2 separate regions of the Homo sapiens genome follow, and region 2 is linked to region 1. A link is an interaction called in ENCODE POLR2A ChIA-PET data of the cell type or tissue named here. Cell type or tissue: GM12878. All regions are shown on one strand. Each heading gives the region's core, and the rest is flanking DNA. Links, peaks and the distances in the headings are about the cores only.

Region 1 (15,217 bases), core at 4,617-7,116:
AACATTCAGTCTGCACCATTAAGTATTAAGTTAGCAGTAGTTTTTTGGTAAATAGTCTATTGTGAAGTCCCCTTTTTTATTGCTGATTTTGGCAATTTGTGTATTCTCTCTTTTTTTCTTGGTCTCTATTAAAGCTTGTCAATTTTGTTGATCATTAAAAAAAGAAAAACGACTTTTGGGCTGGGGGCGGTGGCTCACACATGTAATCCCAGCACTTAGGAAAGCTGAGACAGGCGGATCACAAGGTCAAGAGATTGAGACCATTCTGGCCAACATGGTGAAACCCCGTCTCTACTAAAAATACAAAAATTAGCTGGGCATGGTGGCACATGCCTGTAGTCCCAGCTACTCGGGAAGCTGAGGCAGGAGAATCACTTGAACCTGGGAGAGGGAGGTTTCAGTGAGCCGAGATTGCGCCACTGCACTCCAGCCTGGCGACAGAGTGAGACTTCATCTCAAAAACAAACAAAACAAAAAGCAAACAAAAAAAAAGGCCGGGCGCGGTGGCTCACGCCTGTAATCCTAGCACTTTAGGAGGCTGAGGCGGGTGGATCACGAGGTCAGGAGATCGAGACCATCCTGGCTAACATGGTGAAACCCCGTCTCTACTAAAAATACAGAAAAAATTATCTGGGCGTGGTGGCGGGCGCCTGTAGTCCCAGCTACTCCGGAGGCTGAGGCAGTAGAATGGCGTGAACCCGGGAGGTGGAGCTTGCAGTGAGCCGAGATGGCGCCACTGCACTCCAGCCTGGGCGACAGAGCGAGACTCCGTCTCAAAAGACAACACAAAAAAACACCAACTCTCTTTTTTTTTTTTTTTTTTTTTTGAGACAGAGTCTGACTCTGTCGCCCAGGCTGGAGTGCAGTGATGCAATCTCGGCTCACTGCAAGCTCCGCCTCCCGGGTTCACGCCATTCTCCTGCCTCAGCCTCCCGAGTAGCTGGGACTACAGGCGCCTGCCACTATGCCCGGCTAATTTTTGTATTTTTAGTAGAGACGGGGTTTCACCGTGTTAGCCAGGATGGTCTCGATCTCCTGACCTTGTGATCCGCCCGCCTCGGCCTCCCAAAGTGCTGGGATTACAGGCTTGAGCCACCGCGCCCGGCCTATTGTTTTTTTCTATTTCATTGATTTCTGCTCTTATCTTTATTATTTTCTTCTTCTTACTTTGGGTTTGATTTCCTTTTCTTTTTTGAACTACTTGAGGTGGAAGCTTAGATTATTGATATTTGATTCGTCTCCCATTGCAGCATAAGCATTTAAATTATGTAAATTATAAATTTACTTATAAGGCTGGGCACAGTCGCTCACATCTGTAATCCCAGCACTTTGGGAGGCTGAGGCAGGCAAATCACTTGAGGTCAGGAGTTCAAGATTAGCGTGGTCAACATGGTGAAACCCTGCCGCTGCTAAAAATACAAAAATTACCCAGGAATGATGGTGTGCACCTGTAATCCCAGCTACTCGAGGATGAGGCAGGAGAATCGCTTGAACCCTGGAAGCAGAGGTTGCAGTGAGCTGAGATCACGCCACTGCACTCCAGCCTGGACAACAGAGCAGATCACTTGGCTGGTCTTGAACTCCTGGCCTCAAGTGATCTGCCCACCTTGGTCTCCCAAAGTGCTGGGATTACAGGTGTGAGCCACCACACCTGGCACCCTGATGGGATTTTGACTGGTATTGCATTAACTCTGTTGGTTGCATTGGGAAGAGTTTGTCACTTAACCATGTTGATTTTTCTACTTTATAAACATTTATGTAGATATTTTTTAGTTTCTCTCATCGGTTTTGTTTTGTTTTCTGCATACTGCTCTTGCACATGTTTCGTTAGATTTTTACAAAGTAGGAATCTGTTTCTTATGCAGTTCTAAATGGTACTTTTCAAAATTTCCAATTTATTTATTGCTAATCTATAGGAATACAATTGATTTTTTTTTTCCTTCTACAAATGTCTGAGGTAGGAAAACAAGGCTGCCCAGCTTGTGGCAGCCCTGATAATCCTCAAAGGCTGATCTTGGCCTCCAGCCCTGACTGAGGAGAAAAGGGGCCACCCATAGCCCCACTGGCACAATTGGTTTTTCTATGCTGACCTCATATCCCATAACTTTGCTTAAGTCATTCATTGTAGGAGCTTTTTGTAGATTCTTTGTGATTTTCTATAAAGGCAATTATGTATTTTGCTAACAGAAACAGGTTTGTTTCTTCTTTGCCAGTCTGTAGGCCTTTTATTTGTTTTTCTTGACTTCTTGCACTGGTTAGGGCCTCTAGTAAAATATTGAATGGGTGTGTTAAGAGGAGGTATCCTTGCTTCTTCCTGAACTTAGAGTGAAAGAATTCAGTTTCTTACCATAAAATATGACAGTAGATGTAGGGTTTTTGTGAATGTCCATCATTGAGTTGAGGAATTCCCATTAGTTCTTAGTTTGCTGAGAGGTTTTCATCAGGAATAAATGTTGGATTTCTTCCATGTCTTTTAACTTCTCTTTCATATTTCACCATTTTTTCATTCTTTGCTGAATTTTTAGTAATTTCTTAAACTGTTTATTTTATTTTATTTTTGAGACAGTCTCACTCTGTTGTCCAGACTGGAGTGTGGTGGCGTGACATTGGCTCACTGCAACCTCCGCCTCCCAAGTTCAAGTGATTCTCAAGCCTCAGCCTCCCGAATAGCTGGGATTACAGGTGCCGGCTACTATGCCCGGCTAATTTTTGTATTTTTGGTAGAGACAGGGTTTTGCCATGTTGGCCGGGCTGGTCTCAAACTTCTGACCTCAAGTGATCTACCTGTCTCAGCCTCCCAAAGAGCTGGGATTACAAGTGTGAGCCACCACACCCAACCTCTTTTGAGGTTTTAAATCTTAATAATTATAGTTTCATTCCTGAGAGTTTTATTTGGTTCATCTTCAAATATGCCTAATTAATTTAATTAGTTTATTTGCCATATTTTCAGTATCGCTTTACAATTCTTTTTTTTTTTTTTTTTCAGACAAGGTCTTGCTCTGTTGCCCAGGCTGGGGTGCAGTGGCACCATCTCGGCTCATTGCAGCCTCCACCTCCCGAGTTCAAGCAATTCTCCTGCCTCAGCCTCCTGAGTAGCTGGAATCACAGGCACGCACCACCATACTCGGCTAAGTTTTGTATTTTTAGTAGAGACAGGGTTTTGCCATGTTGGCCAGGCTGGTCTCTAACTCTTGACCTCAAGTGACCCACCCATTTGGCTTTCCAAAGTGCTGGGATTACAGCTGTGAGTCACCGCACCTGGCCCGTTTTACACTTCTTTAAACATATTAAAAATTTTTTTTCAGCTGGGCATGGTGGTTCATGCCTGCAATCCCAGCACTTTGGGAGGCTGAGGTGGGCAGATCACCTGAGGTCAGGAGTTCGAGACCAGCCTAACCAACACGGAGAAACCCCATCTCTACTAAAAATACAAAATTAGGTGTGGTGGCTCATGCCTGTAATCCCAGCTACTTCGGAGGCTGAGGCAGGAGAATTGCTTGAACCCGGGAGGTGGAGGTTGCAGTGAGCCGAGATTGCATCATTGCACTCCAGCCTGGGCAATAAGAGCAAAACTCCATCTCTCTCTCTATATATATAATAAATATATATATAATAATATATATTATATGTCATATATAGTTATATATTATAATTATATAATCTATAAATATATAAAAATATATAATATATAATATATATTTATAATATATAATATATATTTTTCCGTGTGTGTGTGTATATATATGTGTATATATATGTATTTTTTTTTTTTTTTAGAGAGAGAGAGATGGGGTCTCACTCTATTGCCCAGCCTGGTCTTGAACTCCTGGCTCAAACAATCCTCTAGCCCAGGCCTCCCAGAGTGCTGGGATTACAGCCGAGCGCCCGGCCTGAAACACTTATTTTCTATCCTGCATCTCATCATTCTATTTTATGTAGTATTTGTGGGTCTCATCTTGTTATTCGTTGTTTCTGCTGACTCATGCCCTTGTGGTTTGTTTCTTTTTGAGTTTATTGATGTTTAATTATGAACTTATGTTCCTTGAAATTCTTTGTGGGAAGTCTTTGAATCTGTGTTTAAAATATATTCTTCCAGAAAGGATTTTTGTTTGCTTTTGCCAGGCGCCTAGGGGTACTTCCAACTCAGATCCACTTAAAAATTGTTTTTGGCTTAGTGTTTTTCCAATCACATAGGGAATATGATGTTGGGCTTTTCTCTGTGTGAATATCAGCTTGTTATGCATTTTACTGGATTTCTTTTTAGCCTGTGTTACCTCTCCAGCACAGCTAAGTGGGTACGGCAAAGTCTTCTGTGGCTGAGTTGTTTTCTCCCCATTTCTCCCTTAGGGCACTGGCTTTTGAGAAGTCCCAAATTTGGGGGAGAAAGGAAATCTTTGATAACCTACTTCCCAGGACCAGACCTCAGGTCTTTTCTTCTCTTTCCTCATTTTGTTTCCCCTAAAAGCAAAGCCTCAGACAAAGGTTTTTGTGTAATTAACTTTGGAAGTAATCCCAGGGAGTAGGAGTGAGGGCTGGAGAGAGAAAGAAAGAGGGAAGCCCGGGACAAGGTCGCATTATTTAAGGGGACCTCTGATAGGTGCTTGATTCCATAGGATCTTCCAAGGAGTCTTATGAAATGGGAGATACAAAAAAGACACAATGAGTATTTGCTTGTGTCAATCATTGGTCAAGAGTGGCCTCACAGACATGAACTCCCCTGAACTTGGGGTCTGCGCATGCATAATGGTTCAGGGGATTCCCGAGAGCATCTGCCCTGTGGGGTCAGTGAGACTCAGACAGGAAGGGAGGGGTGGGCCCCATGTGCCCAAGGTGAGGCAGCACCTGCATGAGGCCCACAGAACACTCATCACCTCAGCAGTGGCCAGAATCAGAACTGGGGCCAAGCAGACTGAAGTGGTGCCCAGGAGGTGCCTGGCACACTGGCCATTTACATCCCAGGGTCTCAGAAAGCACAGGCCCCGGTGCAGGCTCACCCTGATGGGGTCATGCTCTTGTTATTCTGGCTTCTGACTGATTCCCTGTTTAACACCCTTTTATCTGTGCTTTCACACACACATTTTTGGTATTTCATTCAGCATTTTTAGGAAGGGATTTCTCTATTCAGCTAGTCTGCATATTTCCAGATAGAGAAATAAATGGTCATTGTTTTCAAATGTTTACATATACTTTATTTTTAAATTTTTATTATTTGAGATGGAGCCTTGCTCTGTCGCCCAGGCTGGAGTGCAGTGGCACGATCTTGGCTCACTGCAACCTCCTGCTACTGGGTTCAAGTGATTCTCCTGCCTCAGCCTCCTGAGTAGCTGGGACTACAGGCGCGTGCTACCACGCCCGGCTAATTTTTGTATTTTTAGTAGAGATAAGGTTTTGCTATGTTGGCCAGGCTGGTCTCAAACTCCTGACCTCAAGTGATCCTCCCACTTCGGCTTCCTAAAGTGCCGGAATTACAGGCGTGAGCTACTGCGCCCGGCCTCAAAATGTTTATATATACTTCAATATTCTTTTTGTTATTATTTGCTAAGTATTGAAACCAAGCATTCCTTTCTGGAGCTCCCATAACTCACTTTGTGCCCTGTTTTGAAAAACAGGCCAGTCAATAATGACAGCAGCAACGCAGCAGCTCCCAGCTTTTCAACACCTACTGTGTGGCTGACACCTGCTGTGGCTTTATAGGCATTATGTCAGTGAATTCTCAAAACTACCCTAAAATAGTCACTCTGGTTCCCTTTTTTCATATATTTTTTATTTTTAAAATTGAGACAAGGTTTTGCTGTGTTGCCCAGGCTGATTTCAAATTCCTATGCTCAAGTGATCCTCCCACTTCGGCTTCTGGTTCCCTTTTCCCAGCCACTGGTTCCCTTTTCACAGAAGAGGAAACCATGGCCTGGAAAGGGGCCAAGGCCACATAGTATTTACGTCAAGCTTGTCCAACCCACAACTCACGGGCCACATGCGGCCCAGGATGGCTTTGAATGCAGCCCAACACAAATTCATAAACTTTCTTAAAATATTATAATTTTTTTTTTTTTTTTTACAAAAAATTAGCCAGGCGTGGTGGTGCATGCCTGTAGTCCCAGCTACTTGGGAGGCTGAGGCAGGAGAATTGCTTGAACCTGGGAGGCAGAGGTTGCAGTGAACTGAGACCGTGCCACTGCACTCCAGCCTGGGCAATAGAGTGAGACTCCATCTCAAAAACTAAAATATAAAATAAAATAAAATAAAAATTTTTTTGGCAAAATTTTTTAAGCTCATCAGCTATCATTAGTGTTAGTGTATTTTATCTGTGGCCCAAGACAATTCTTCTTCTTCCAGTGTGGCCCAGGGAAGCCAAAAGATTAGACACCCCTAATAAGTTGTTGAGCCAGGATTGTGTCCAAAGCTTCCCCACTTTTACTACATCGCATGCCTTTCTATGGAAAAAAGCCTTCCCTTCTTCCCTAGTACTTCTCCCAAAACACACACTCATATAGAGTAGCACTTGAGATCCAGTGCCCCTTGGCAGCCGATTGCAGTGGGTAAGCTGAGCTCAGGGTTGCAGGCCAGCAGGGCGGCAGTCAGCACACAGAGCTTTCCTATCCCCCCAGGAAACCTGCAAGGACCCCAGTAGGCCTTAGATGGCCAGTGTTGGCAAATCCTAACTGGGAGGCAAACTGGGAGAGCCCACTGCCGTTGCAGACTGGTTACTGTCCCCGCTGGAGCCCTGTGGAAGTGGGTAGAAATCCAGGCCTAAGGAGGGTACCAAGCCAGAGCCACCTGCCCCCTAGTACCCCAGCCTGGGGGGGCCACCCAGTGAGCATTTCTGTCTCCTCGGGTGCTGTAGTCAAGGTGAAAAGCAAGTTGCAACCTGAAGGCTGGGCATTCCAGGTATAGGGCTTCTTCTGGTTAAAATGTGTGGGTACGGGGACTAGGGGAGGCTTGGAAGGGGCTGTCCCCAGAGTTTCTATGAGTGAATATATACTTTGAAACACTTAGAACCTTATTGTCAGCATGGACAGACAGGGACCTTGGGGACAGAGGGACATTAAGGCCAACATCTTGTTTTATAGATCAGTAAACTGAGGTCCAGAGACCCATGGCCTAGCGAAGGAGGTTCAAGTGCAGGCCTTCCTGACCACAGTGCACCGCCAAGGCTCCTTCTCTACACCACTGCATGTGTGCGTGTGAGTGGGCAGCTGCACACCATCGTATACGTAAACGTGTTTACGCATGGAGTACATGTGCTTTATGGTGCAGGGGTGAAGGCACAAAGGCGTGTGTATGGGGGGGCTGGGGTGTTATACTAGCAGGCTGAGCAGACTGTAACAAGGGGACACACATCTCTCTTTTGGGCCAACCCATGTTTGGAGAAGACAGGAGCTTTCTCATGCACAAGCGCCAAGAGAGGAAAGTGAACCCAGGTTTGGGCGGTCTGTGGTGACTTGTGCCATGGACCATGTGGAAGCCTGAAGATGCCTGGGGCCTTCGTAGTACCATTGCCTTTAGCCTCCCGTGGCCACCTGCAGCAACTGCCATCACCCTTACTGTGGACGGGAGTTGCACTGCTAAAGTCCCCACGGCCCTGCAGGATGGCCAGAGATGTCTGCCCTCACTCCGCTACCCTCTCAGTCTTCTTTGACCACTCTGGTCCCCCAACCTCAATGTCGACCCCACATCTGCAAGTGACATCACTGTCCATGTAGCTCTGTAAGTCTTCAAACTGGGAGTCAGCCTACCTCCTGCCATCACTGACCTTCAAGCAATCCAGATGAAAAATGCCTCTGGGCATTTTGGGGACAGGAGATATAAGGAATGAGTCATAAATATCCTGTCATATAAAATAGGATGCTATGAAACACTCCCCGGGTCATGTCAAAAGGAGACAGGAGCCAACCTGAATACACTTCCACCAGCCAAAGGCGAGATTTTTTGAGCACCAGTAAGATTAATAACTGCAATGGATTGACACCAATCAGACATGTTTAAATCCACTGATTCACACATATTTAAAAATAACTAGTTTTTCACCTTAGGGGGATGCTAGGCAGCTGGTAAATAAAGGGAAAGCATTAAATATTTGTCATGTCTTTTGCATATGATCTATCTCTCAGGATAACTAAATAATCAATGAGGGCAAGTTTCACTTTGTAGAAATATGCAGGTTAATAAAATAAGAAATAATACAGTTATAATGTCACTATTTTGCAATTCCTCATGAATTTAAGTAATGATCATCCATGGCTGCAGATGTTGCAAAATGAGACACAACCAGAAGTTAGGTGCTTCCTGATGGAAGCACATATCACCATCTAGGAGGTGGTCTTGAAAAAAATAGTTGGACGTGAATTTGTTCAAGCCTCCCTAACTAAATACAGAAGACAGAAGACATGTTAAATGGTACCACAGGGTTGCAATCAACCAAATTCAGACTGTGGGAAACTGCAAGGATAAACAACCTAGTTTCCAGCTTGGTGCGGTAGCTCACGCCTGTAATTCCAACACTTTGGGAGGCTGAGGCTGGTGGATGACTTGAGGTCAGGAGTTCGAGACCAGCCTGGCCAACCTGGTGAAACCCTGTCTCTACTAAAAATACAAAATTTAGCTGGGTGTGGTGGCACACGCCTGTAATCCCAGCTACTCGGGAGGCTGAAGCTGGAGAATCACTTGAACCCTGGAAGCTGAGGTTGCAGGGAGCCGATATCACGCCACTGCACTCCAGGCTGGGTGATAGCAAGACTCGGTCTCCAAAAAAAACCAAAAAACAAAAACAAAATTAAAAAAATCCCCCAATTTCCTTAACAAAACAGTATTACAAAACAAAAAGAGACGGAGGGGAAACTTGCAGGTTTTAAGATTTATCAACCAAGCCCTATTTATAGACTTTATTTGTATATTAATTCAAACACCTGTTAAAAAAGAAAATGAGGCCAGGAATGGAGGCTCACACTTGTAATCCCAGTGCTTTGGGAGGCTGATGCGGGTGGATCACTTGAGGCTAGGAGTTCCAGATTAACAAAGTGGGCAACAAAGTGAAACCTTGTTTCTACAAAAATTTTAAAAAATTACCAGGCATGGTAGTGCACGCCTGTAGTTCCAGCTACTCAGGAGACTGAGGCAGAAGGATTACTTGAGCCCAGGAGTTTGAGGTTGCAGTGAGCTATAGTTGAACCACTGAACTCCAGCCTGGGTGACAAAACAACATCCTGTCTCAAGAAAAAAAAAAAAAGAAAAAGAAAAAATTATAATTGAAGAAATAGAAAACACCAACTGGATTATAATTTCCATTAATGACTTATTATTGATTTTTATATGATAAAGTAGTGACTTCTTTCTTTCTTTCTTTTCTTCCTTGCCTTTCCTTTCTTTCTTTCTTTTTTTTTTTTTTTTTGAGACAGATTCTTGCTCTGTCACCCAGGCTGTAGTGCAGTGGCTCGATCTCAGCTCACTGCAAGCTCTGCCTCCCAGGTTCACGCCATTCTCCTGCCTCAGCCTCCCAAGTAGCTGGGATTACAGGCGCCCGCCACCACGCCCGGCTAATTTTTTGTATTTTTAGTAGAGAGGGGGTTTCACTGTGTTAGCCAGGATGGTCTCGATCTCCTGACCTTGTGGTCTGCCTGCCTCAGCCTCCCAAAGTGCTGGGGTTACAGGCCCAGGAACAGGATAATGATAATATCTGTTCCAAACAGTGTCTTCACTAAATAATCCCAACCAGTAAGAAATAGAATCATTTCAATCACAAGACTCAAGTCACTCCAAAAAGATGATGCTAAGAGCTGTTGATCACGTGTTCCTACAGCGATCCATACCAACATACTGATGAAGCTACAGCTAAGGTATTAGGCTACTGTGCTCCCATCTAGGAAGTGACCCCCAGGGATTCTTCACCCTGTGCTTTCACCAGCACTCTGTATATGAACTTAACCACCTCAGCACTCCCCCCTGCTTTTGCCATGTCTTCTGTGTTTGGATGTTGAGTATTGCTGGATGGAAAGCTTTGCTATCAGCAGAACAATGGTTGAGGTTGTAAAAGCCTACTAAGTGCCATTCTAAAATGGGTCGTTGTGCTGTATGAAACAACAACCACAACAACTCAGAAGCTTCAAACAATAATCCTTTATTGTCACGCTCATGACCTGTGGGTCAGCTGTACAATTCAGCTGAAATTGAATCGTACCTTGGTTGATCGAGGCTAGACTCCAAGCTGCAGGCTGAGTTCAGATCTGCTCGGCATGTCCCTCGTTCTCCTGGGACCAGCGGCTACCCAGGGATTATGGCCTGTTCCTGGAGACTCATTCCTGGACCCAGAAGGAAGGAGCAGCAGCTATATGGGGCACGTTCTTGTCATGGCAGATTACTGCAGCATGAGAAGGCATGTCCAACTGAGCAAGCACATTTCAAAACTTCTCATGTCAGGTTCACAAGTTTCCTACTGGCCAAAGCAAGTCACATGGCCAAACACAAAATCAAAAGGTGGGAAAGTATTCTCTGTCCACCATGGCAAGGATGTGGGTGGATAATTATATTACAAGGGACAAATAATTCAATCTTTCACAGTCTTTGGGGATCCAGGGCACTGCCTTTGTTCATGCCCCAGCACTTCTCATCAAGACAAAAGAACATCCTGCTAGGAGACTTTCCTGCCACTAGCAGAGCCCCTTCAAACCTAGTGGCAGCTAGAGTGATTTTTTTTTTTTTTTTAACTAGCTCTCCTCTAGTTTTGTCTGTTTGTGTGTATGGTAAAAAAATGCATAAGATAAAATTTACCATCTTTTTTTTTTGAGACAGAGTTTTGTCTTGTTGCACAGGGTGGAGTGCAATGGTGCATTCTTGGCTCACTGCAACCTACGCCTCCCAGGTTCAAGCTATTTTCCTGCCTCAGCCTCCCGAGTAGCTGGGATTACAGGCATGCGCCACCACGCCCAGCTAATTTTTGTATTTTTAGTTGAGACAGGGTTTCACCATGTTAGCCAGGCTGGTCTCAAACTTCTGACCTCAGGTGATTCACCAGCCTCAGCTCCCAAAGTGCTGGGATTATAGGCGTGAGCCACCACACCCATGCCTGGCTCCCCTTTCCTTTTTTTTGTTGTTTTTTTTTTTTGTTTTTTTTGCATAGAGTCTCACCCTGTTGTCCAGACTGGAGTACAGTGGTGTGAACTCGGCTCACTGCAACCTCTGCCTCCTGGGTTCAAGCAATTCTCCTGCGTCAGCCACCTGAGCAGCTGGGACTACAGCCGTGTACCACCACACCTGGCTAATTTTCGTATTTTTAGTAGAGACAGGGTTTCACCATGTTGGCCAGGCTAGTCTCGAACTCCTGACATCAAGTGATCCACCTGGCTTGGTCTCCCAAAGTGCTGGGATTACAGACGTGAGCCACTGTGCCTGGCCAAAATTTACCATCTTAACCATTTCTAAGTATAGAGTTAAGTACCGTTAGTTAAATTCGCATTGTTATGGAAGAGCTCTCCGGAATTTTTTTAGCTTGCAAAAGTGAAACTATACCCATGAAACTAACACCTCTGTATTTCCCTCTCCCCAGCCCCTGACAACCACTATTCTACTTTCTGTTTCTATGAATTTGACTACTATAGACAACTCATGTAAGTAGAATCACATAGTATCTGTGTTTTGGGGACTGGCTTATTTCACTTAATAAGATGTTCTCAAGGTTCAACCATGTTGTAGCATGTGTCAGAATTTCCTTCCTTTTTAAGGCTCAATAATATTCCGTTGTATGTATATACCTCATTTTCTTTATCCATTTGTCAGTGGACACTTGGGTTGCTTTTGACCTCTTGGCTATTACAACTAGTGCTGCTGTAAGCATAGTGTGGAAATATCTCCTTGAGATCCTGTTTTCAATTATTTTGGCTGTAAAACCAGAAGTGAGATGGTTGGGTCATAGGATAGTTCTATTTTTAGTGTTTTAGGAACTTCCATATTGTTTCCCATAGTAGCTGCCCCATTTTACATTCCCACCAGCAGTGCAGAAGCATTCCAGTTTTCACACATTATTGCCAACACTTGTTATTTTCTGTTATTTTGATACTAATTATCCTAATACGTGTGTTTTTTTTCTTTTTTATTTTGGAGACAAGAGTTTTGCTCTTGTCTCCCAGGCTGAAGTGCAGTGACGCAATCTCAGCTTACTGCAACCTCTGCCTCCTGGGTTCAAGTGATTCTCCTGTCTCAGCCTCCTAAGTAGCTGGAATTACAGGTGCCTGCCACCACAACTGGCTAATTTTTTGTATTTTTAGTAGAGACAGGGGTTTTACCATGTTGGCCAGGCTGGTCTCGAACTCCTGACCTCAGGTGATCCACCTGCCTCAGCCTCCCAAAGTGCTGGGATTACAGGCGTGAGCCACAATGCCGGGCCTCAATTTTTTAATTAAATTTTTTATTTTGAGATAATTATAGATTCACATGCATTATAAGAAATAATATAGACAGATTCCATGTACTCTTCACCTGGTTTCCTTCTCATTTCCTCAGTGGCAACATCTTGCACAATAGTACAATATCCACAGCCAGGAAATTGATATTGATACAATCCATAGATCTTGTTCAGATTTCAGCAGCTTACATATTCAGAGTGACATTTTAAACAAGCAAATCTGATCCTATCACTTACCTGCTTAAAACTTTTCCAAGGATGTTCATTACATAATTGTTTGAACTGGTTTATTTTTGAGACGGAGTCTCGCTCTATTGACCAGGCTGGAGTGCAGTGGTGTGATCTCGGCTCACTGCAAGCTCCACCTCTGGGTTCATGCCATTCTCCTGCCTCAGCCTCCCAAGTAGCTGGGACTACTGGCGCCCACCACCATGCCCGGCTAATTTTTGTATTTTTAGTAGAGACGGGGTTTCACCGTGTTAGCCAGGATGGTCTCGATCTCCTGACCTTGTGATCCGCCCGCCTCACCCTCCGAAAGTGCTGGGATTACAGGCGTGAACCACCGCGCTGGGCCTGAACTTGTTAAAAAATGAGAACCAACCTAAATGTCCAGCAGCAGCAGGATGGTTGAATAGATTACATTGCGTCCATATAATAGGCACACAATCCAGCCAGGAAAACTTGGAGCAGTCGTATGTACGCTGATATGGGCTGGGTTCCATGGTCTATTCTTTTCCTACGGAAAAAAGCCAGGTACAGGATTGTGAATACCTGGCCGGGCACGGTGGTGCACGCCGTAATCCCAGCATTTTGGGAGGCTGAGGCGAGTGGATCACCTGAGGTCAGGAGTTTGAGACCAGCCTGACTAACATGGTGAAACCCCATCTCTACTAAATACAAAAAATTAGTGGAGTGTGGTGGCACATGCCTGTAATCCCAGCTACTTGGGAGGCTGAGGCAGGAGAATCACTTGAACCCGGGAGGCAGAGGTTGCAGTGAGCCGAGATCATGCCATTGCACTCCAGCCTGGGCAACAAGTGCGAAACCCTGTCTCAAACAAATAAATAAATAAAAATAAATAAATTGTGGATACCTTTTGGGTATAAAGGCATACAATATAGGAAAGGGTACATAGTACACTGACCACAGTAGTTGTCTCAGCAGGCTGAGATTGTGTAGTGGGATGGAAAGTTAATTCACTCTGTTTTGTAGTGGTTCTCAAAGTTCTGCGTTTGAAGAACCCCTCAAAGTTCAGGACCCCTCTACACTCTAAAAATTACTCAGTGTCCCCAAAAACATTTTCATTAATGAGGGTTATCAGAAATTAAAGCTAAGAAATTTAAAAAATATTTACATATTAATTCATTTAGAAATAACAATAGGCCAGGCGAGGTGGCTCGTGCCTGTAATCCCAACAATTTGGGAGGCCAAGGCAGGCTGATCACTTGAACTCGGAAGTTCGAGACCAGCCTGGCCAACATAGTGAAATGCCATCTCTACAAAATATACAAAAATTAGGCTGGGCGTGGTGGCTCATGCCTGTAAACCCAGCACTTTGGGAGGCCAAGGCTGGTGGATCATGAGGTCATGAGATCGAGACCATCCTGGCTAACACGGTGAAACCCCGTCTCTACTAAAAATACACAAAATTAGCTGGGTGTGGTGGCACACGCTTGTAGTCCCAGCTACTTGGGAGGCTGAGGCAGGAGAATGGTGTGAACCCGGGAGGCGGAGCTTGCAGTGAGCCGAGATGGTGCCACTGCACTCCAGCCTGGGCAACAGAGCAAGACTCCATCTCAAAAAAAAAATTATATATATATATACACACAAAAAAATTAGTCAGGTGTGGTGGTGGTGTGTGCCAGTAGTCCCAGCTACACAGGAGGCTGAGACTGGAAAATCACTTAAGCCCAGGATGCGGAGGTTGCAGTGAGCCGAGATTGTGCCACTGCACCCCGGCCTGGGCAACAGAGTAAGACCCTGTCTCAAAAACAAAAAAAAAAAAAAGAAAGGAAATAACAACAATAAAGCAATTATATGTTAATATAAATGACAGTTTTGTAAAAAGTAACTATCCTTTCCAAAACAAAAACATTTAGTGAGAAAAATGACTTTGTTTTGCATTTTTGCAAATCTCTTTAATATCTGACTTAATTGAAAAATCTTCATTCTCATATCTGTTTCTGCATTCGATCTATCAGAATACATTGTTTTGGTTGGAGTATGTGAAGAAAATTCATGTCAGTAAGATATGTAGTTAGAAAAAAGAGACTTTAAATAGCCTTTTGTGGGTATTCTTTGATAGCACATCGACTGGACAAGCAGCAGTTTCTCAAAGCAATGTAGAATCTGAAACCATAGCAATGACATATTCATACTGTTACATTAAAACTCATTGTTCCGGCTGGGCGCCGTGGCTCATGCCTGTAATCCCAGCACCTTGGGAGGCTGAGGCCAGACGTATTACATGAGGCCAGGAGTTTGAGACTAGACAGGCCAACATGACAAAACCCCGCCTCTACTAAAAATACAAAAATTAGCTGGGTTTGGTGATGCACATCTCTAATTCTAGCTACTTGGGAAGCTGAGGCACAAGAATTGCTTGAACCCGGGAGGCAGAGGTTGCAGTGAACCGAGATTTTGCCACTGAACGTCAGCCTGGGTGACAGAGCAAGACTCTGTCTCAAACAACAAAACAAAACAAAAGCCATTGCTCTCTCTTGTCCCCCCACTTTTTTTTTTAAGACAGGGTTTCACTCTGTCACCCAGGCTAGGGTACAGTGGCTTGATCATAGCTCATTGCAACCTCAGACTCCTGAGCTCAAG
Region 2 (15,217 bases), core at 8,250-10,749, 670 kb before region 1:
TACCTCCTGGCGAAGCTCTGAGGCCTGGATTCTGGAATCATTACAGAACAAGCATCAAAAAATGCTTGGTGAGAATAGACTGGTGGGGTGGACAAAGAAATCTGTGGAAGCCATTGAGAGAGAGAGAAATGTGGAAGGCAAGCTGCCTCCATGTGCTTCCCCTGAAAGTCCACCCAGCCACTCCATAGACTGGACATCTCGGAAGCATAAGCCTCTTCTGGGCACAGCTGTAATCCAGCAGCCACCCTGAAGATTGGGTGATAGCTCTGCCTAGACTTCGGCACATCCTGAGGCTCCCAAACTCCAAAGCCCCAGAGAGTCTGGGGGCTACGGCTGGAAACTTCTCCCAGAAGTTAACATGGGTATCTCACAGCATCCCATGATGTAGGGTCTAACATCCTCCATCCAGGGCCCAGAACTAGGGGCCAGCCCTGCTTTGATGCCACAGCATCAAGACCAGCACACCTTGTTTGCCCCACTGCCTCCACCAACTCAGATCAGCCAGAAAGGTCAAGAACTGGACAAAGCAGGAGAGTTGACCATCAGGTATATTGGGGAAGGGAGAGATGGAGGCACCTTCATGAGTGCCTCCCAAGGGCAGTAGCCTCTGCAACTTGCTGGGGGTTCAGGGGAAGCAGGGAGTTCATGGGGCTCCTCCAGCAAAGATGAGCTCCAGGGCTGCTTGGATGTCCCCACCGGTGGCCTGCAGGGCCCGCAGGCTCAGCTCATCGTCCTGGATGCCCATGTCACGTAGCTGCTGCAGCTGGGGCTGCCACTGGCTCTGTGGAAAGATAGGAATGGGCAGAAGCTGTTAGCTGGGATCCAGTGAAGACTCACTTAGGTCTGTGCTTTCCGGGGAAGGAAAGGAAGATGGGGGAGTCCTCAGCAAAGCTGCTGATGCTGAGTTCCACAGAACACGGTGCTTCTAGGAAGACTAAAAGATAGGCTTGAGGGTTAAGAGAACAAATCCAAAGTTTTACAATAAAAAAAGGAAATTCTTGGCATAAGGATCAAAAGAGAATGTACAAATTATTCACTGTCTGAATTCCAAGAGGCTAAATTACTTTCTTTCTCTTGCTATGTGTACACACACAACAGCAAGATTTTGCTCTTTATGTGATGAGTGTTACAGATTTTTTTCCCAGTTTGTTAGCCTTTGGACTTTGCTTCGGTTTTTTGTTTGGTTTGGTTTGCCACGCAGAAATTTTCACCTTTTTTTAAATGTCTTAAATTTTTGTGGTATATAGTAGGTATATCTATTTGTGGACTGTAAGAGATGTTTTAAATTTTTCGCTTTTACAAACCCAAAATGCATAACTTTTATTTAATGGCTCCTGGATACTGAGTTTCAGCCAAGAAAGCCCTTCCCTACTATAAGGATTTGAAGAAATTCACCCATATTTTCTTCTAGTACTTTCATAGCTTCATTAATATCTCTATTTCATGACAGCAGGGATGAGCACAATTTAGGGAAAACAACGTGTTCACATGTGGGAAGAAGGCAATGCAAAGGGGAAGAAAAGCAAAGTCAAAGAGGCAGGCAGTGATGAGAACATGGAGGGCTTAAAAAAAATGCACACAGATCAATTTGAATTCATTTTACAGGCCAGGTGGAACCAGTGAAAGCTTCTGAGCTAGGGAATAAAGTAAACAGGCATCTAGCAACAGGGGAGATGCAAGAATGGAGAAGACAAGTTGTTCACGAATCCTGCTTCTGTTCCCTCACTGTCTACAAGGACCACATGGAACAGTGAAAACCACACAGGCTTGAACCCTATCGTTACGACTTCATGGCCTTATGACCCCAGACAAGTTCCAGGGATGATGCTCTACCCATAGGCTTACTATGTGGAATAGAGGAAAACAGACGTGAACCAAACTGCTCATGCATGGAGCTGTGAACTACAATGCTGGCCCCTCAGGTATTCCACTTAGCTGCTAGGGTGACCTTTCTCCTCCTTAAAGCCTCCCATGGGCCAGGTGTGGTGGCTCACACCTGTAATCCCAGAACTCTGGGAGGCTAAGGTGGGTGAATCGCTTGAGCCCAAGAGTTCAAGACCAGGCTGGGCAACATAGGGAGACCCCCCCATCTCTACAAAAAATACAAAAAATTAGCCAGGCATGGTGGTGCATACCTGTAGTCCCAGCTACCCGGGAGGCTGAGGTGGGAGGATCACCTGAGCCCAGGAAGTTGAGGCTACAGTAAGTTGTGATCACACCACTGTACTCCAGCCTGGGTGACAGAGTGACACCCTGTCTCAATCAATCAATCAATCAATCAATGCCTCCCAGGGATCCCTGGTGACTGCTACATCAAGTCATCAAGTCTAATCTCCGCAGGTTGGCATGCAAGCCCCTCTCGTAGGCTCCTGCTCTTTCTCTGGCCCCATCTGCGGATCTTCTACACTGGACACTGCATCCTAGCCTTGTAGTTTTGAGTATGTCACATATACCTCCACACATGTGCACAAACAGGTAGCTGTCTTCACCTGGAAATCAGCCCCTTCCTACCTCAAACCCCCTTCCCTGGCTAGCTAACTTCTAACTAATTCTTCTGACAATCAGCTTAAATACCCCTCTCTCAGAAAAGTTTTGTCTGACCTAGGCCCTTACTTCAAGCAGCTGGGTTTCTTGCCTTGTTGCTCCCCAGCTCAGTGCCTGCCTGGTGCCCCTCCATGGCAGGGATGAGAACCAGCTTGCCACTAGCCCAGCATCTGGACTCAGGCCTAGTATACACATGCTCAGTCAATGATCACTGAATGAATGAATGAAATGGCCATGATTATCTAAGCCAGGTGGTCTAGGGAGTCAGGCCATGGTCACTAGGGGCAGGAGAAGCCTAGTGACCACTGTGTATGGTCTGAGAGTGTGCCCTTGCTAGGAACACTCTGCACCTGTCCCACTGCCATGCTCCAGCTGTTCCTAGAATGAAGCATGCCAGGTGTGAAGGACCGCCAGAGAGCAAAACAAAGGCTGGGCATCCAAAATAACAAGGAAGCCACATGGAAACCAAGACGTGGGGAAGACTGACCTGAAGGCTGGGCTGCCCAGAGGCCTGAAGGGCATGCTGTAGGGCTTGGCTGAAGAGATCATTGGTGATGGGCGTCCCTGACTGGACACCAGAGGACATTGGTGAGGTCCCTGAGGAATGACCCTAGAGACAAATTAGTGGTCAGTGCCACCCTCAGCGCCATCTCAATCTTATAGCAGATGCTCGCTGTTGTCATATCACCTCACAGCACTCCTGAGGTACCCAACTTCTGCCTCCCAACAAAGACCTGCCATAAGACAACCAAACAAAGGTAACTAGAAGCTCTCTATGTGGGCAGGAAAGGTTCCATTCTCTTCTGCACTGAGCCCCTTGTCCCAGCCTAGGACCCCAGCACTGCAGCACTGGGAGAGATGGCCTTGAAAGCTGAAGTGACTTGTCACCCAGAAATGCTTAAGCTGGTGATGTCTGCTCCCTGTCAGGGATGAGGAAGGGCATATTGTGTGCAGGAAGAGTCTTCTGAACTAATAGGGGGGACTACACGGGACCATGTTAAAATCTAGACTTCTGAGTCCTCAAGGCAAGTGAAGGGGAGGTCACTCAAGCTGCAGTAAGAAATCCCCACCAGGACTCCAGGGTTCAGCTTAAACTAGATCTAGCACCAGGGTCAGCAAAGGCAAATCTACTCTACTGCTGGGGAGCTTGTTCCTTGGGGGCCCAGCCTTGATCTTCCCGGCCCCGTCTTCATACCTGGGTGCCAGGAGTCGGTGTGTGAGAGCTGCTCTCCGGAGTGCTGGCCAGGGCCAAGGCGGTGGCCAGCTCACTCTGGGTGATGGGCCGGGGCCCAGCAGCTCCACTGTACCCCAGGGAGGCTGGGCGGGAGCTGGGAGTACTGCTAGAGGGTGTGGACCTGGTGTTCTGGAGAAAGAAGACACTCAGAATCAGGGAAGCAGTACTGTGAAACTCCCAGATGAACTCCACCCACCTCCAGCAATAGTTCTTGGGGAAACTCTTAAGTTCCCAGGTTCAGAAAGGAATCCAAAAGCAGAAATAGTATGACATGGTCTTGGCCCCCCAATGGCGTATGTCCATCTCCCAGCCTTGGGAGTGCCAGGTCCCAGGATGCAGCTCATTCCCAGCACCATCTCCCCCACATGTCAGCATGTCAGGCAGGCAGGCAGGCCACTTACTGGGTGAAAGTCATCCTCATCATCTGAGAGCCCTTCAAACAGGAAGCCACCTGGAGGAGGACGAACAGATTTCAGGAGGAAGAACAGAAAGGCACAGGCGCAGCTCCAGAATCTCAGCTCAAGTTACTCTCCAAATTCATATTTTCATCTCTCCCCTCGGAAAATTACAGGACAGATGCACTTCCTGACTCAAACCGAGAGTTCCCAAGGAACGCCCTCTGCCAACGCTATACATAGCTGCTGAGTAAAGCAAATTCCTGGGCCACTGCCGGCTCCTGAGGGGCCCACATTACACTTTTCAGGCGCTCACCTGGCATATCCCGGTATGAGCTGGAGGGCATGCTCCGGGAAGAGGAGTCAGTCCCAGGCATTGGGGCACTGCCTGCTACGGAGTGCAGAACCAGGACAATGGCATTGACGAGGGCTGGGTGAGCAGGCACCAACCTAGGATAGAAGCAGGAAGAAACCCAAGGGTGACTCCAAAAGAGCACCCTCAGCCATAACAGGAGTTCTGGGTGCCCCCTCACAACAATGCAGCCACCTGTGCCTGCTCTCAAATTCCTCAGTCTTTAGCATCTTCCACCAGGAAGCTTTATCCTCCTGCTGATCTGCCCCCAGCAACGGGTGCAAGGCCTTCAAATTCCTGGGGTCCGCTGCAGATTCTTCACCCTCTCCACAGGCAAGGCATGATGGGAAAGGTGCAGCCTGGGAGGCTCAGGGTTCTGGCCTGAGCACATGAGGAGTGTCTGGTCTAGGCACCACTACTACATCAGGCAACCCTGGACTGGTCCCTTCTCTTCCCAGGGTGGGGCTGTTTTCTTCACTTGCAAAATGAGGACATGTCCCTTTTAGCTTTGACACTTTACGGATCTGTACACCTGCTTCTCCTTTTGCCAGCTTAAAATCCTTGAAAAGCTCCCTAATTTCTACCACACGAAACCTAAACTGAGCCTGGCAGACAAGACCCTTTCCCTCAGAATCCTGCTTCCTCCCAGCACTCTTGACAAAAGCCCTGCTCTTGGGCTTTGCTCTTTCTCACCCCCTGACGTATCTAAGGGGTAGACTTGGTGACAGACTATGGATGGGCTCCCAGAGCAGACTGCAGGGTGACAATTAGGCTTCTGGCCTGAGCACGAGGAGAGAGAAGGTACCCTCTAATAGGACAGGTACACTTACGTATCAAGCATATTGGGATCAGCGAAGACAGAGAAGAGGTCCTTGTCCTGGAGAACCCCTGAAAAAGAGCAGAGCTCACCTCAAAGAAAGGAAATCAGCCAGATCCAGGAGGGAGAAGAGGCTTTGCGTCTCAGAGCAACCAGCTCAACAGGGACACAGGACAACAAGCCAATCTTCATGAGAAGTAGAGGAAGCAAAGCGCCAAGCAATACAATTCAGGTACTCCTCATCTTGGTCTAGTGAGGATGGTCCCCTGCTCTCCACCTCCCCTGCACTTTAGTCACATCACAGACTGGGTACCAAGACACCTGTCTCTTTCTCCCGTATCTCTGGGTTCTTCCCTTACTCAGGGTGTGCAGGACGCCTTCCCTGATTGCTGTGATGTGGGCTAACTGCTATCCTCATTTGGCATCCTCATACCCTTATTTACGATGTTAGTTAGGCCATTATCTCTCTGTGGGACTGAGAGCTCTTAAAGGGCTGGGGATATCAAACACACCTTGATTACTCTCCCTCTTCCCACAAGACCAGTCATTCTTCAAAAGATAGTCCAAGTCTCTTTAGAGGAATTGTCTTCTCCTGTTTTCTCCTTTTCCGACAACTCCTATTTCCTCAAATTCAGTCCTGCACTTACCAAGAGCAATAGGGTCACTGCTGAGGCCTGGGGTGGCCACAATGATCTGATCCAGAGACTCCTTATTGCTGAGCATCTTAAAGACCTGCAGGAGAAATGGCGGGGGCTGAGCACTCCAACCAGCTCAATGTACTCATCAAATGCCCACACTCTGCCAAAGGACTTCCTCCCTCTAAGTGCTTGCATGTACATCACCACAATGGAACAATAGCCCCAGAAACAGATGAACCTCTTTTTGCTCTAAGATCTTAGCTTACTGGAGGGGAAACAAACAATTTAAAAAAAAAAAAGGCAAGACCACAGTAAACCTTCAAATCTCTGTGCTCCTTTTCCCCACCTACAGTTTAGTGCTTCCAAAATAAAAGCTCTCATTACAAGCCCGGTAACAAAGGTTTCTCTAGGTTCCAATCCAAAAGTCCTTTTCAATCTCTGTACAATTACTATTTCATATTTGTATATATCGCTAAGTTCACAGCTATACTAATTTTGCCTCTCAACTCTCCTACAGAAAGACATCAGCCCACTTCCCCAGTGAGGACATCTAGGTCAAGGGGCAGTAAGCAGGCAGTTCAGCCAAAGTCGAAGAATGAGGCCCAGCAGAAACAGTATGAGGATCTTTTGGCTGTCACCATACGGGCAGGTTGTATTATTATCATTAGAGGGAATCAACAACGCCTGACTGAGACAGGCTCTTTGGGGAAAGACAGGGCTCTACTGAGGCCCACAGACATGGCAAAAACTCCCCAAGGAACTCTTGGTTGCCATGGCAACGGGCTTCCAGCTCCCACTCCACACCACTCGCCAGCCAGCGTTCACACCCTCTCCTACAGTCCTGGCTGGGGGCCGCAGCACACACTCACCGCCTCCCTGTAAGAGGAGCTGCTGTGCAGGGCAGTGTGCAACACCCGGAACTCTCTCATGGCAGCCACTTTGTCCACAGGTTCTGGGGGACAAGACATTCAGAGTTACCCTATAGCGCAGGTCCTGTCTCTGCCACAGACATGGCAACATCATTTCAGCATGTGCCAAGGAGCAGCCTGGTCTGTGCATTCCCTTCCCTCATCACCCCTTAAGAATGTGAGTGCCTGCTCAGAAAAACCCATTTGTGCCATGGATGTGAAAACTGCTAGTAAGCATCTTTACATTCACTTGTAAGCATCTTGCACAGATAAACAAACAAATTCAAGTTGCAGCAGAGGAGACTCTTACCACATGAAAAACGGTGCTCTGATCAACATACCACTGCAGGAATTCTAGACTAATAACATTTGTTTTTTGGTGTTTTTGCCTTTGTTTTTCAGACAGTCTCACCTCTTGCCCAGCCAGAATGCAGTGGCGCAATCTCGGCTCGCTGCAACCTCCACCTCCCTGGTTGAAGCAACTCTCGTGCCTCAGCCTCCTGAGTAGCTGGGATTACAGGTGTGCAACACCACTCCTGGATAATTTTTGTATTTTTAGTTGAGATGGGGTTTCACCATATTGGTCAGGCTGGTCTCAAACTCCTGACCTCAAGTGATCCACACACCTCGGCCTCCCAAAGTGCTAGGATTACAGGCGTGAGCCACCGTGCCCAGCCCTGGGTCACACTTTTTAAAGTATGGTTATCCTCACGAAGGACCACTACTTGTGACTGTACTGACTGTGTACTGCCCAACTCCAGGGCACCACTCCCAAAGCAAGGTGAATAGCACCCCTGGGGTTCAGGGTGGCAGCCACATCCTTATCGACAGTCCTGATCATGAGGCTGTCTTTTGAAAAACAGTCATCTTAAGTAAATTACCTAATTTATTCATTCAACAAACATGTACTAAGCATTTACTCCATGCCTGGCTTTAGGCAAGGAACTAGAATATGAAAAATAAGAACCCCTGCCATCAAGGAACTCTTAGGGCAGGAGGAGAAATGAGACTACATCAAATACACAATTACAAAATGCCACGTTGAAGACCTCAACAGAGACGTGGATCCCAGCTAGGGTACCAGGAACACAAAGGCAGACAGGCACCACTGAGAGGGAGGGTGAAGATAGACAGCTGCCTCCCAGAGGAGACCATTTGAAATGGGTATCAAAGAGAGAGCTGATATTTACTGGGGGGGTGAAGGTATTCCAAGCCTGAATGAGAACATGTGCAAAGGCATGGGAGAATAAAAGAATGTGGTGCTTTGAACAAACAGCAAGTCATTCTTTGTGGCTGGAGCTTGGGGTACACATTCCAGCTCAAACAGCAGGTTAAGGTGACGTCCTGAAGGGATTTGTAACCCGCCATGGAGGACTACCAAAGAGATCCAGGTGGGAAGACAGACAACAATGGGTTCTTCTCCTATAGGCCCTAATCTGTGGGAGAACACAAAATGTGATTCCTTTGTGAAGAAAAGCACTCAAGGAGCAAATATCTAAAACACTGTCACAAAACAGTTTCTTTACAGATCTAAAAGTTTATTGTAACCTTCCAATAAAAAGGTCATTTGTTTCAAAAATAATCCTCCAGGTAGAAGGTGGGAGGAAAAGGACTCTTAATATCTTAAGCCATTATTCAGCTAAGAGCCATGGCTGTCACTGTAAGATCTCTGAGCTAAATTCATCCTTTAGAAGTGGAACGCAGCCAGCCCAGTGGAAATGGTTTTCCTCTTGAGCCAGGAAAACCCCTGGTCCATATCCCAGCTCTTGCATTCACTTTCTAAGTAGCTGACCTTGAATAAATGCCCTAACCCTTTTCTTCCTCCATAAGATGCTAATGCTGTTACCTACCCTGCAGGGCCACTGTAATGATTAAATGAGGTATAAAAGGGAAAAAACCTGGCTCACAGAAGCCACAAATGTTATTTTCCTTCTGTTAATGCCCTCCAGCCAAAGAGCTGAGGGGCATATCTGTATTTAAACAAGTTGGGTTTACTGCTCAGTACAGAGAGAAGAATGCACACCACAGGAAACCGTGGGCTGTCTCAGTAAGAGGATATTAGAAAGGACTTTTTTTTTTTTGAGACAGAGTTTCGCTCTTGTTGCCCAGGCTGGAATACAATGGCGTGATCTCGGCTCATTGCAACCTCTGCCTCTTGGGTTCAACCGATTCTCCTGCGTCAGCCTCTCAAGTAGCTGGGATTACAAGCAGGCACCACCATGCCTGGCTAATTTTGTATTTTTAGTATAGACGGGGTTTCTCCATGTTGGTCAGGCTTGTCTCGAACTCCCAATCTCAGGTGATCCGCCCACCTCGGCCTCCCAAAGTTCTGGGATTACAGGCGTAAGCTGCTGCACCCGGCCAGAAAGGACTTCTTACAGGATTTTGGTTTTGTCTGGCTGATTTGGGGAAAAATTTAAAGAAGTGAGGTTTTACTCTGGATAGGATGCTTTCAGGCAGTGGGAGTGATTTTATAATTGAGTATCTTAATAACTCTTACCTAGAAGGAAGGAAAACTAGAGCAAGGTGGAAGCTGTAATTGGCCAAGAAGCAGCTGTTACTCTCATCAGCCAAGATAGAAAGATACTTGGTCACCTTTGTGGTTTGGATAATGCTCATGTTTTTGTGTTTCTGTTCAGCAATAATAGGGATCTTGTTTTTGTCTTAATCCATAGTGGTCTCAGAGTGGCCTTGACTGCTACTGGGGATCTGTACAATTGTTCATGATCCCCAAAAGGATTCCAGGGCCTGGCTGTGAGTGCCAGGCCAACCTCTGGATGTCAGGAACTCTGTTCCTCTTTCTCACTTCCCATCAGGGTATGAAAGACATTTTTGTCTTTTACAGTTAGAACTGAAAGGGGGGTAAATTTCAAACTGATAACTAGTCACAGCAATCATGAACATTATAAAAAGATGTCAACCTGCCAGTGTAACAAAGCTAATCTCTTTTACACAGCTTAGCTTTATTCTTAGGGAGGCTTTTAAAACACACATGCAAAATTTAAATCATGAATTCCAAGCACCTTCTATTTATAAACCAAAAAGGCATCTGAGGCTTTGTATATTTTCTCCAAGAGCTATTTAAATACTCTTTGAATATCTTCAGGAAAATACCAGTATAGCAAGAGCAGTTAGCTAACTGAACAAATCACCACCTGAGGCAGTTTGTAGGAAGATTTGTTAACAAGGGAATAAACTGCAGCATTAGGAAAGTGCCAAAAGTTTCCAGCTTTTTTCTAATGAGAACAACGATAATAACAAAAGGATACAAAGTTTACTTTGTATCACTAAAAAATAAACTGTTAACTTAAAGGAGTTTAAGTAGACACAAACTCCCTGTCCCATTAGGAAACAGTGGATGACAAACTTAGAAAGTGGAGAAACAAGCCAGGAATGGTGCCTGTACTTTGGGAGGCTGAGGTGGGGTGGATGGCTTGAGGTCAGGAGTTCGAGACCAGGTTGACCAACATGGAGACACCCCGTCTCTACTAAAAATACAAAAATTGAAGGCCGGGTACAGTGGCTCACGCCTTTAATCCCAGCACTTTGGGAGGCCGAGGCGGGCAGATCACAAGGTCAGGAGATCGAGACCATCCTGGCTAACACGGTGAAACCCCGTCTCTACTAAAAAACACAAAAAAAATTAGCCAGGCTTGGTGGTGGGCGCCTGTAGTCCCAGCTACCTGGGAGGCTGAGGCAGGAGAATGGTGTGAACCCGGGAGGCGGAGCTTGCAGTGAGCCAAGATCACACCACTGCACTCCAGCCTGTGAGACAGAGTGAGACTCCGTCTCAGAAAAAAAAAAAAAAAAAAAATTAGCTGGGCATGGTGACTCATGCCTGTAATCCCAGCTACTCGGGAGGCTGAGGCATGAGAATCACTTGAACCTGGGAGGCGGAGGTTGCAGTGATCCAAGATCAAGATTGTGCCACTGCACTCCAGCCTGGGCAACAGAGTGAGACTGTCTCAAAAAAACCAAAAAACAAAAAACAAAATGGAGAAACAAATCTTCCATTAGTGATGCCGGCAGTAAGAAGGTCAAAATTGGACTCTGTTTATCAGCATGGTCTAATCCAATAAGTAATAAAGATATCATTTATCATCAGCTCAGTAAATCATCCCTTTGTTCCACCCAGGCTTGTGCCTCAAGAACACACAGATCCTTCCCTTGCGGATATTACAGAAACTCTGCCTGCCTAAGGGCTGCCCCTCACTCACCCGGTTTCTGATCAGGTTCAGGCCAGGACTTTCGCAGAACATGGACAGTGGACCCAGGTTGAATGCCATAGAAGTCAAGTGTCTGGTCATCTTTTAGCTTCCGACCACAGTAGATCAGATCTAAAAAAAGAACTGTCCACTTATATTTTGCTCCTCAAAACAAATTTACATGGTTTTTGTCCCGAGAACCTTATTTTGATTAGATAGCTGGAGAATGATACATGTTTTAAAAGATACTCTTATTCAATAACTTAACAAATACTTTTTTTTTTTTGGAAAACAGGGTCTTACTCTGTTGCCCAGGCTTGAGTGCAATGGCACCATCACGGTTCACTGCAGCCTCAACCTCCTGGGGTCAAGCAATTCTCCCACCTTAGCCTCCTGAGTAGCTGGGACTACAGGCACATGCCACCACACCCAGCTAATTTTTGTAGTTTTTTGTAGAGACGGGGTTTTGCCATGTTGCCTAGACTAGTCTCTTAACTCCTGGGCTCAAGGGATCCTCCTGCCTTAGCCTCACAAAGTGCTGGGATGACAGGCGTGAACCACCATGCCTAGCCAATTAAATACATTTCAACAACTATTTGCAAATATAAACTCATAAAATGGACTTACATCGAATCTGGCCAGATGTGGTGGCTCACACCTATAAACCCAGCACTTTTGGAGCCTGGCCGACATGGCGAAACCTGGGCCATGGCGAAAATTAGGGCCGGGCACGGTGGCTCACACCTGTAATCCCAACACTTTGGGAGGCCGAGGTGGGTGGATCACCTGAGGTCAGGAGTTCAAGGCCAGCCTGGCCAAGATGGTAAACCTCGTCTCTACCAAAAATACAAAAATTAGCCAGGCATGGTGGCAGACGCCTGTAATCCCTGCTACTCAGGAGGCTGAAGCAGGAGAATTGCTTGAACCCAGGAGGCGGAGGTTGCAGTGAGCCAAGATCACACCACTGCACTCCAGCCTGGGCAACAGAGCAAGACTCTGTCTCAAAAAAAAAGAAATATATATATATATACACACATACACACAAAAATTAGCCAGTTGTGGTTGTGCGGGCCTGTAATCCCAGTTATTCAGGAGGCTGAGGCAGGAAAATTGCCTGAACCTGGGAGACAGAGGTTACAATGAGCTGAGATCTCGCCACTGCACTCCAGCCTGGGCAACAGAGCAAGACTCCGTCTCAAAAAAAAAAAAAAAAAAAAAGGATTCACACAGAATCTATCCACAGAAAAACTCTGGAGTTTAACATTGTGGAGGCTGCCCAATTTAAATCAATGGAAAAACAACAAAATAGGATGAACCCAATCCAGGTATGACTGAAAACATCTTTCTTGCCAGTTGGATCCTTTAGCTATTAAAAATTACCTTTTCAGTGTAATTTAATTATATTTAAATTCCTCCCTCCTCCACCTGGACTGCCCACGCCACTTTTTCTTTTTTACTGCCTTTCCTTTACTCAGTCAACCAAGCAAAAATCCTTCTAATCATCCCTGAAGACCTACCTCAAATATACTGAGGAGCCTCCCCTGACCAACTTCTCCTTTCCTAACTCATCCCAAACTTCTGTTCTTTCAGAAAAAGAATTCACAATGTTGGCCAGGAGCGGTGGCTCATGCCTGTAATCCCAGCATTTTGGGAGGCTGAGGCGGGCAGAATCACAAGGTTAGGAGTTCAAGACCAGCCTGGCCAACATGGTGAAATCCCATGTCTCTACTAAAAATACAAAAATTAGCTGGGCATGGTGGTGTGTGCCTGTAATCCCAGCTACTCGGGAGGCTGAGGCAGAATTGCTTGAACTGGGACCCAGGAGACAGAGGTTGCAGTGAGCCGAGATCGCACCACTGCACTCCAGCCTGGGCTACACAGCAAAACAAAAACAAAAACAAAAAACAAGACAATGTCATAAAGAACCTGGTGATAAGGTAGTTCAGTATAATACATGGCTGAAATGGCAACCAATAGTTTCATTATATGATTTGTGTTTCTATTTACCCAACATTCACTTCCCTGGAGTGTTAACATTATGAGGCAACAAATCCCAAGCCCTTACTTTACTCTTGTAATTCCAGAAGTATCCTCCCCCAAAAGAGATCAGAGCAGCAGCCCAACCCCAGTCCAGAGAGACTCACCAATCAGCTCAGGGTCTGGAACAGACTCCTGGAGTTTGCCAGCAATAAGCTGCTTCAGAAATGAAATACTATAGCCCCCTAGCGAGTATTCTCCCAGTTCTGTCTCTGGCAACCGAAGAATAGACTTTGGAGTAAGTGGCTGGTCAGCCAGCTTCACCGCCAGGTGCCAGTCTGAGAGAGACATCCTCTCTCTTTCGCGCTCTCTCTTTCTCCCTGTAAAAGAACAAAACCTCAGTGGTTAAAAGACAGACCACCACTCTACTCCACCCCCACCCACCAAAGGGTTGAATGAAAGACAATTCAATGTGACACTGTTGAAGAGGCATAGGGCGTACCATCAGGAGGCCAGAACTAGAATCTGGGGTTCTCTCTCTACTCATACTGTGATGGACAGCTCTCTAGGCCTCAGTTTCTTCATCCCTAACGTGGACATAAAAACGCCATCCAATCTAATAGGAATGTTGTGAGAGAGATCATCTAACCCTCTCCCTTCTGTATGCCCCTTTTTCCAATTTTCTTCAACTGTTGCTTGAACCAGTAGAACAGCTTTATAACAAGTTCCCTGCCTCTTGCCTCTCCCTATCAAATATCTATGCTGCCACCTAACAACACCCATCATTTTTTTTTTTTTTTTTGAGACGGAGTCTCGCTCTGTTGCCCAGGCTGGAGTGCAGCGGCGCGATCTCGGCTCACTGCAAGCTCCACCTCCCAGGTTCACGCCATTCTCCTGCCTTCCTGCCTCAGCCTCCCAGGTAGCAGGGACTACAGGCACCCGCCACGACGCCAGGCTAATTTTTTTTTTTTTTTGTACTTTTAGTAGAGACGGGGTTTCACTGTGTTAGCCAGGATGGTCTCGATCTCCTGACCTCGTGATCCACCTGCCTCGGCCTCCCAAAGTGCTGGGATTACAGGCATGAGCGACTGCGCCTGGCCACAACCCATCATTCTAAAACACAGATCTGACCAAGTCACTTCTCTGCTTAGAACTCTTCCAATGTCGGGCTGGGCGCGGTGGCTCATGCCTGTAACCCTAGCACTTTGAGAGGCCTAGGCGGGCGGATTGCCTAAGCTCAAGAGTTCAAGACCAGCCTGGCCAACATGGTGAAACCCGTCACTACTAAAAATACAAAAATTAGCTGGGCGTGGTAGTGCGCACCTGTAGTGCCACCTACTCGGAAGGCTGAGGTTGCAGTGAGCCAAGATCACGTCACTGCACTCCAGCCTGGGTGACAGAGAGAGACTCTGTCGCAAAAAAAAAAAAAAAAAAAAAAAAAAAAGCCAGACGCGGTGGCTCACACCTGTAATCCTGTCACTTTGGGAGGCCGCGGAGGACGGATCACTTAAGATCAGGTGTTTGAAACCAGCCTGGCCAACATGGTGAAACTACATCTCTACTATAATAGAAAAAATTTGCAGGGCGTGGTGGCAGGCGCTTGTAATCCCAGCTACTTGAGAGGCTGAGGCAGGAGAATTGCTTGAACCCGGGAGGTGGAGGTTGCAGTGAGCCGAGATAGCGCCACTGCACTCCAGCTTGGGCGACAGAGACTCCGTCCCTCCCTGCCCCACCCCGGCCCCCCAGAAAAAGACCTCTTCCAATACCTCTAAACCATCTATATAAATTAAGTCTAAACTTCATCGCCTGGCTTACAAAACTCCCTGCCAGCCTCATTCCCCAACAGAGCCCTACCCCTGCAAAGGACCTCCACAACATGTAAGTACACACTCATAACAAAGCTCTCCCCTATTTTACACCTCTGCTCATCTAACTCTGCATGTAATTTCTCTTCCCTTTTTGGCCTTTTAGCAAACTCCTACCGAAACCAACACAGATTCAATAACCTCAGTCCCCTCTCTTTCCTCTGTTGTTCCCACATCCCCTCAGAACAAAAGGGCTACAAATATCTGCTTGCCCCCTCCTCCACCCCAATTCTTGAATGCCCTTGAAAACAAAAGACTAAAGTTTTCTTCATCCTTGTCCCC

What was found. ChIA-PET counts read pairs that join two places held together with the same protein. Peaks named below come from ENCODE experiments on the same cell type or tissue, not always from the same donor. Only the 100,000 strongest peaks of a DNase experiment are listed, where the experiment ranks them.
Region 2: POLR2A ChIA-PET joins it to region 1 with 5 read pairs; 1 of 35 experiments calls an interaction of 5 or more read pairs at or near these places.

The regions. Positions count from the first base shown.
Region 1 is chr15:75,119,590-75,134,806 of GRCh38, forward strand. LOC124903530 (a long non-coding RNA gene) reads left to right here and starts at 11,347. Exons shown (of 2, transcript XR_007064721.1): 1 at 11,347-11,597. It also overlaps LOC124900369. RefSeq lists enhancers at 932-1,432, 11,147-11,336, 11,377-11,436, 11,607-11,856. In GM12878, for the core only: no CTCF peak of the experiment used is centred there; a DNase peak (open chromatin) is centred at 5,792; H3K27ac peaks cover 2,354 bases.
Region 2 is chr15:74,445,447-74,460,663 of GRCh38, forward strand. It overlaps UBL7 (ubiquitin like 7), which reads right to left. Exons shown (of 11, transcript NM_032907.5): 2 at 13,238-13,450; 3 at 11,106-11,225; 4 at 6,850-6,932; 5 at 5,990-6,074; 6 at 5,356-5,413; 7 at 4,490-4,623; 8 at 4,180-4,229; 9 at 3,740-3,907; 10 at 3,032-3,154; 11 at 531-781. The coding sequence starts at 13,421. The coding sequence ends at 644. Among named protein-coding and RNA genes, the nearest start is that of UBL7, 8.1 kb to the right of the region's middle. RefSeq lists enhancers at 4,041-4,541, 8,995-9,044, 13,760-14,279, 14,280-14,799, 14,955-15,217. In GM12878, for the core only: no CTCF peak of the experiment used is centred there; no DNase peak of the experiment used is centred there; H3K4me3 peaks cover 451 bases; H3K27ac peaks cover 1,583 bases.